2 separate regions of the Homo sapiens genome follow, and region 2 is linked to region 1. Evidence: read pairs that join two places in POLR2A ChIA-PET (ENCODE). Cell type or tissue: PC-9. All regions are shown on one strand.

What was found. Peaks named below come from ENCODE experiments on the same cell type or tissue, not always from the same donor. Only the 100,000 strongest peaks of a DNase experiment are listed, where the experiment ranks them.
Region 2: POLR2A ChIA-PET joins it to region 1 with 9 read pairs; 2 of 35 experiments call an interaction of 5 or more read pairs at or near these places.

The regions. Positions count from the first base shown.
Region 1 is chr9:121,034,718-121,038,717 of GRCh38, forward strand. C5 (complement C5) reads right to left here. Exons shown (of 41, transcript NM_001735.3): 4 at 3,164-3,234; 5 at 86-177. Among named protein-coding and RNA genes, the nearest start is that of C5, 14 kb to the right of the region's middle. In PC-9, no CTCF peak of the experiment used is centred here; no DNase peak of the experiment used is centred here.
Region 2 is chr9:120,881,455-120,885,454 of GRCh38, forward strand. It overlaps a transcript of PHF19 not described here. Among named protein-coding and RNA genes, the nearest start is that of PHF19, 6.3 kb to the left of the region's middle. In PC-9, no CTCF peak of the experiment used is centred here; DNase peaks (open chromatin) are centred at 1,687 and 1,947.

The sequences.
Region 1 (4,000 bases):
ACATTAGGTGGCCCCCTTTAACTGGTTACCTGCTTCTTCACCAAAAGTTCCGTATGTGGTTTTATTAACAACTATTTTTACATACCTAGGATTAGACGGAATCTTGAAGTCAGGAAAAGAGATAATTCCAATATGATCAATTTCTTCTACCATGTCAACTTCTGATCCTTCAGGATCCTGTAAATAAAAACAAACACCCTCAAAGGCCAGAAACTACATTTTAAAAAATTTAACTGATTATACAATCTTTGATGTACAAAATATTTATAGATCAAATATTTGAAGACAAATACCCATGTCTTCAAATTAAATATGAAGGATGAAGATCTGTTAAATGTTATAGAAGGGAAATATGGTTCATTTCAGCCATTTCCCTTCTTCTTTTTCCAATCTTCCCCATCTCTCCTCATTATCTTGAAGAGACTCAACTCTCGTTGTACATCTAAAAGATGAAGTGTAACAACACGTAAAAACAACAACAAACAAACAAACAAACAAACAATGATGTTTTTGATAAACTAAATGTGAATTTTGTTGGCTTTATAAACACCAGAATCTAATTTTTATATATGTTCATTTAAAGCTTTCAAAAGCAAATATTCTATGAATTATATTTTTTAGCCAGATGTTTTATAAATGTATAGTATGGGCATTTTTCAGCTTGGTAAAACTCTCAAATGGTTAAACAAACTTGACAGTTCTCGTAAAGCTTCCCCATAAACTTAATTTTGTGTTTGGGTTAGCAAATAATTGAAATGAGGTTTTGACTTTCTTTGGACTACACATGGGGGTCCAATTCAGCCTTAACTCAACACATAAACATAGCAGGCAACATAAGTGAGGCCCCTATCTGTACAAAAAACTTTTTTGAGACAGGGATCTTGCTCTGTGATCCAGGCTGGAGTGCAGTGGTGTGATCATAGCTCACTGCAGCTTTGAACTCACAGGCTCAAGCAATCCTCCCACCTCAGCCTCCCAAGTAGCCAGGACCACAGGCACATGCCACCATGCCCAGCTATTTTTTTTTTTTTAATTTTTAGTAGAGATGAGGTCTCTCCAGGTTGCCCAGGCTGGTCTCAATCTCCTGAGCTCAAGCAATCCTCCCATTTTAGCCTCCCAAAGTGCTGGGATTACAATTACAGGCATGAGTCACTGACCAGCCTACAAAAAAATGTTTAAAGAGTTAGCAGGGTGTGGTGATGGGTGCCTGTAGTCCTAGCTACTCAGGAAGCTGAGGTGGGAGGATGGCTTGAGCCCAGGAGTTTGAGGCTACAGTGAGCTATGATCACACCACTGCACTCCAGCCTTGGTGACAGAGCAAGACCCTGTCAAAAACATACAAACAAAAACAAACAAACCAACAAAAAACCCAAAGCAAAAAATCTTAGCACCATTTACCATGACTGAAATTCACAGTTGGATTTTAGAGGTTTTATTTCGTAATTAATTGTAAAACTTACAGAAGCCTATTTTGAACAAGAATTATACTTGTAGCTGAGTATTTTTATGGCTCTTCTTCATCGCACTATCCATTGTGCACAATTCTTCTAAGATCATCTTTCTCAGGTACTATTTTGAGGATACTTCCTCTATATTAACTCCTTAAGGCTCTGGGATCAGCTTTCTCAATCTTTTCTTCCTGGGGCAGCTCTTACAAGAGATGACTGACATTCATTTTTCTGCAGGTTATGCCATGATTCTGCATCACTTAAGTTCAACCATGAAGACGTTGGATAAAGAGCATACATCCACACCCCTATCATTCCCTGATAGAAAAAGGGCATTTGAGCTGACATTGCTCTCCTTAGTTCTCTTTCAGACATTCTATCAGTCAATCAGTTTATTTACTAGCTTCATTTTTTTTTATTTCTTCTTGCCCCCATAGCTTAACTCACACTGTTTCTTACATGGATGGTCTTCACTATTTTTAAATAATTTATGTCAATTCCTTTCATTAACACCCAACTCAGGGTTCCCTTTAACTACTCCGTTCCAGAGAAGGATGTGTATCACCCCCACTCTCACCTCTCATTGGTCTTCCCTCTGAGCTCATGGTATTTGTCCTACTGTATAATTTATTTGTTTTATATTTTAGTATGGTTTTGTTCTGTAGTATCTATGCTTTTGCACCTGCATTCTGATAAGTTTTTATTTTTATTTTTTGGTTTTTTTTTTGAGTAGCAGCAAAAGTGCTGCAGCCTATATTGAAGGACCATTAGTAGTATACCTACTGTTAATAACTGAGCAGTTATAACTAGTTGTATTATTTTATTTCCTCACAAAAGTGTTTGGGGTATGTGACACAAATTAGATGAGATCATGGGAGTTCAATGCACAGCGTCTGTTACATATGTCATGTCTGATAAATGGTGAATTACTGCCAATCTTTAACTCATGATTTAGCAAGATTTTTTGTGTTAGTATAATAGTTATTAAACTCTAAGTTCCTTAAGAGTAAGTACCATTAAATATAGTTCTTTTGCACATAATAAATACATAATAGATATATCCATTATGTATATCTTATAGTTAAATGGGTATTCAGTCAATTCTTAGTGATTGGTGGGTGGTTTTTTGTTTTTTGGTTTTTTTTTTTTTTTTAGATTTTCTTTTTTGAGATGGAGTCTCACACTGTCACCAGGCTGGAGTGCAGTGGCACAATCTCGGCTCACTGCAAGCTCTGCCTCCCGGGTTCAAGCAATTCCCCCACCTCAGCCTCCCGAGTAGCTGGGACTACAGGCGCCTGCCACTGCACCAGCTAATTTTTTGTATTTTAGTAGAGATGAGGTTTCACTATGTTGGCCAGGTTAGTCTCGATCTCCTGACCTCGTGATCCACCTGCCTCGGCCTCCCAAAGTGCTGGGATTACAGGTGTGAGCCACCACGCCCGGCCAGTGGGTGTTCTTTAAAAAATAAATCAGCAAGATTGTACTTAAATGGTTTAGCTCAAAATCCTTCAAGTTATTGAAATTTAATTTGTATGAGCCTTTCACATACGTGTATTACAGAGGTATAGATCTATGATTCTATACTCATTGCAGATGTTCAATAACCATTTATGGAACATTGAATGATTTAGTGTAGTGTGAGGACAGGGTTATGAAATGAGATTCTTGTCCTGAAAAATGAATTAAAGTATTATTTAAATAAATAAAATACTTACTATGAAAGTTAAGACAGTTTCTCTTTTGGCTGGCTTCAAGTCGTCATTCAACGAATAAACTCTAACTTTTACTGTAAGAATAATTGATATAATCAAAAACTCTGCTAAAAACAAGGATATTTTGATTTTTTAAAACAACCATCCTTAAAAGAGATGAATCTTACTTTAAAAAACTCAATACACAAAAGTCCATATTTGAAAAAAACAAAAATTAGTTTGCAGACATATACATTACTAAAGATTCTCTTATTTAAGAGAATCCTCAGGGATTCCTTTAAAGAACTATTTCTCTTAGTGGATTTAAAGTACAGTTCACTTTCTTAAAATACATTTACCTACAATGTTTTGAGAAAACATTCACAGTATGAAATTAATTACATCTGTAATTAGGCCATTATTTATTAAGAATTTCATAGTAGCAAAATAGTGACATCACCATATGGTTATAGAGGAGCATAATATATTGTCTCAGAGTTGAAGATCTTAATGGAAAATTGGGAGCTTGATTCAGACATACACTCTTCCACTTATGAAAACCCACAAGGCTCCAAATTAGCTCTTATTGCAAAAGGCAGCTTTGGATTATATGGTTTTGTTCTATTTATTGAGCCAGATCCTACACTTGTTCGCTCATTGTTAAAAGAGCAATGGCAGGGGCTCAATAACTGTTAGTTCTCTTCCATTTCTTTCTGTCAGTTAATAGATCCCTACTTTTTAAACAAAAGCATCTGTTTCGCTTTTAACTCACAGCTGTTTGAGACACAGTGATCTAATTCTTTCCAATGACAAACTTAATTTCTCTAGGGTGTTGCTGATGCTCAAATCATTTCATGGCCA
Region 2 (4,000 bases), 150 kb before region 1:
GTTTAATTCTATCTGTATGTTTTATTTCTTAGAAAAAAAAATTAAAATCTGAGGCAAGTATGACCAAGTGTCAAGATGTAACAGAGCTGGGTGGTTGATCCATAGTTGTTCTCTCTGATCCTTCTCCTTCTCAAGTCTAAAACTTTTCCATGTTTGAGATATTTGGTGATTTTAAAGGTGGGAGGGGCAGGAAGCTATGAGGAGATTGCAGCAGAGGAGGTTTTGATGATAGCATTGCTTGTTAGGTGTCCAGGGTGGTTACAGTGCACAGTGTCCCCTCATGCATGGGACTGATCACCCTTCTTATTTGTTTGTTTGTTTATTTGAGATGAAGTCTTGCTCTGTTGCCTAGGCCAGAGTGCAGTGGCACGATCTCGGCTCACTGCAAACTCTGCCTCCCAGGTTCAAGCAATTCTCCTGCCTCAGCCTCCTGGGTAGCCGGGGTTCCAGGTGCACGCTATCACGCCTGGCTAATTTTTGTATTTTTAGTAGAGATTGGGTTTCACCATGTTGGTCAGGCTGGTCTTGAACTCCTGACTTCATGATCCACCAGCCTTGGCCTTCCAAAGTGTTGGGATTACAGGTGCGTGCCACTGCACCTGGCCCACCCTTCTCTTTTAAGGCTTGTCACAGCGTGGTGAGCCAGGTGTGGCAGGCATCAGGTCCATTTTGCAGGGGATGAAATGGAGGTTTGGAAAGGCGTAGTGATAAACTCAGTGTCACACACAATAGAGAGTCAGGGCTTGTCCCCTCTGCTCAGCAGTGTCTCAGTACCTCTCTGTCCAGGGAGACCACCAAAGGGCCAGAGAGCCCTGAGAGAAGGTTCCCTGCCTCCCAGTGATCCATCCTCTTCCTTCTGCTGTGCTATTCTATGTTTTCTTTCAATTAAGGACAATTTGGAAAATGTCAAAAAGCACGAGGAAGAAAATAAAAGTAACTTGTGATTTTCACTGTTACTTTTAAAATCAGATTTATCGAAATATACTTCACGTATGACAAATTCACTTACTTAAAATATACAGTCATTATTTTGAGAGAACATCATTTTCTTTCAGAAATACTTATTTGAATACCAAACAAGTTAGCCTATATGAAAGTGCTCTACAGCCAGGCACAGTGGCTCATGCCTGTAATCCCAGCACTTTGAGAGGCTGAGGTGGGCGGATCACCTGAGGTCCGGAGTTCAAGACCAGCCTGGCCAACATGATGAAACCCCATCTTTACTAAAAATACAAAAATTAGTCGTGCATGGTGGCGGCCACCTGTAATCCCAGCTACTTGGGAGGCTGAGGCAGGAGAATCTCTTGAGCCCAGAAGGCGTAGGTTGCAGTGAGCCGATATTGTGCCATTGCACTCCAGCCTGGGTGACAAGAGCAAAACTCCATCTCAAAAAAAAAAAAAAAAAGAAAGAAACTGCTCTACACACAAGAGGCTTTTCACAAATATGAATAATTATTATTACATAATTTTTGGAAGTAATTATTATGCAGGTGACCAGTTAGACGAGCCCATGTTTTATGGCCTGAATTTCGGGGTTGGTTTATCATGTCCTCAGCATGGAGGTGTAGAGAGTTTTCAGATTACAGTAGAAAGCACGGTTATTAACACCAGTTTTAAAAAAAATGGTTGCCAGGGTCAGACTGTGACCTGTTGGCATGCCTGTGGCCTTGGTTAGCTGCCAAACTATAAACACCTTTACCTGTGGCTTTTGTGGGGAAATGAGAGAAGTCTGCCTGCCTTCTCTGTGAACCCAGGGGGTGTAGAAAAGAAAGGGGAGCCTTCACCAGACACTGGAGATCCTATTTCCCTGCCTTGCCAGCTTGCTGTGGAACCAAGGATCCCTTCCCTTGTCTAAATTTTAGTCTCCCCATCTGTTAAAGATAAAGTGGTGGTTTGTTCACCCTTTCAACATAGTGCACATGTGTAGCGAACCATGCTGTAGGCAGGCACCATGCTAGGAATGACAGGCGTGGCATGAAGATGAATAAGATGCAGCCTTTGATCTCAGGAAGCTCCCGGTCCAGCCGGGCACGGTGGCTCATGCCTGAAATCCCAGCACTTTGGGAGGCTGAGGTGGGTGAATTGCCTGAGCTCCGGAGTTCGAGCCCAGCCTGGGCAACTTGGTGAAATCCCATCTCTACCAAAAATACAAAGAATTAGCTGGGCATGGTGGCATGCACCTGTGGTCCTAGCTACTTGGGAGCCTGAGGTGGGAGGATCACTTGAGCCTGGAGGCAGAGGTTGCAGTGAGCTGAGATCACACCGTGCACTCCAGCAGCCTGGGTGACAGAACAAGACACTGTCTCCAAAAAAAAAAAAAAAAAAAATAGAAGCTCCTGGTCCAGAGCTAGGGGGTGGGGCTAGGGGGACAGACAGATTGATAGATAATTGTGGGAGGGTGTCGAGACAAGGAGTGATCAGGACAAGGAGGGTCAGACCACAATGACCTCTAAGTTGCCTCTGATGGCAAAATTATTTGATTCTATGAACTCAGTCTAAGCTTTGTTTCTCCCTCACTCGGTAACCTAGGATGGGTCACTTCTCTAATCAGGGCTTCAGATGGACTCACTGGTCAATATATGAAGTCTAGAACAAATGAGTTGCTCCCAGTCATTCTTTATAAAGGTTGTTATATAAAGATTTGACCCACCAAAAGCTGCATTGACTATTTGCGAGATATTTTGTCTTCTTGTTTTTTATCAATTAGGTCTACATACTACATTCAATTAGAGATTTTGATTGATATGATTAAAACAGTGTGATCATAAAAGACTGACTCAGATATAGTTAATTAAAGATACCTTTAAAGTTTTCCCCACGTTAAAATACAGAGGTGTCATTTTATTAATGAACTCCAGTATTTACAAGGCATCCTTTCTGGAATCAAGCAATCCATGAGTCGATCCGCGTGAGGTGGATGAGCTCCTGGCCCCAAGCTGGGTGTGTAGGAGAAAGAGGAAATGTATGAGATGAGAGCTGCTCCCCGGGAGCCAAGGCTCTTGCTGGGCATTTCATGAAGGAGACAAGATATAACCAACTGCCCAAGATATAGCCAGAGGAGAGCAAATAAGAAGATAGTGGATACAACAGGGTCATTTGTATGATTCAACTAGTATTGGTGGAACTGAGGTTTGAACCCAGGTGATATGGTGTATTCAAAAGCTAATGCCAGTCTGGGCACGGTGGCTCACACCTGTAATGCCAGCACTTTGGGAGGCTGAGGTGGGCGGATCACCAGAGGCCAGGAGTTTGAGACCAGCCTGGCCAACATGGTGAAACCAGATCTCTACCAAAAAATACAAAAAAAAAAAAAAAAATTAGCTGGATGTGGTGGTACACGCCTATGATCCCAGCTACTCCAGAGGCCGAGGCATGAGAATCACTTCAACCCTGGAGGCAGAAGTTGCAGTGAGTTCAGATAGCACCACTGCACTCTGGCCTAGGAGCGAGACTCTGTCTAAAAAAATAAAAATAAAAATTAAAAAAAGCCAATACCAGCCACTCATGTAAATCCCAACTACTTAGGAGGTTGAGGTGGGAGAATCATTTGAGGCCAGGAGTTCAAGACCAGCCTGGGCAACATAGCAAGACCACATCTCTAAAAATAAAAATAAATTAGCTGGGGTGGTGACATGCACCTGCAGCGCCAACTACTCAGGAGGCTGAAGTAGGAGGATTGCTTGAACCCAGAAGTTCGAGGATGCAGTAAGCTATGATTACATCACTGCACTCCAGTCTGAGCAACAGAGTGAGACCCTGTGTCTTAATGGAGGGAACCTTCCAAGTCAAGTTTTCCAACTTCTCATTTTCAGATGGGGAAACGGATATCTAGAAAGCAGGAGAGGTTCGGCGCAGTGGTTCACGCCTGTAATCCTAGCACTTTGGGAGGCCGAGGCGGGCAGATCATGAGGTCAAAAGTTTGAGACCAGCCTGGCCAACATGGTGAAACCTCGTCTCTACTAAAAGTACAAAAATGAGCTGGGCATGGTGATGTGCGCCT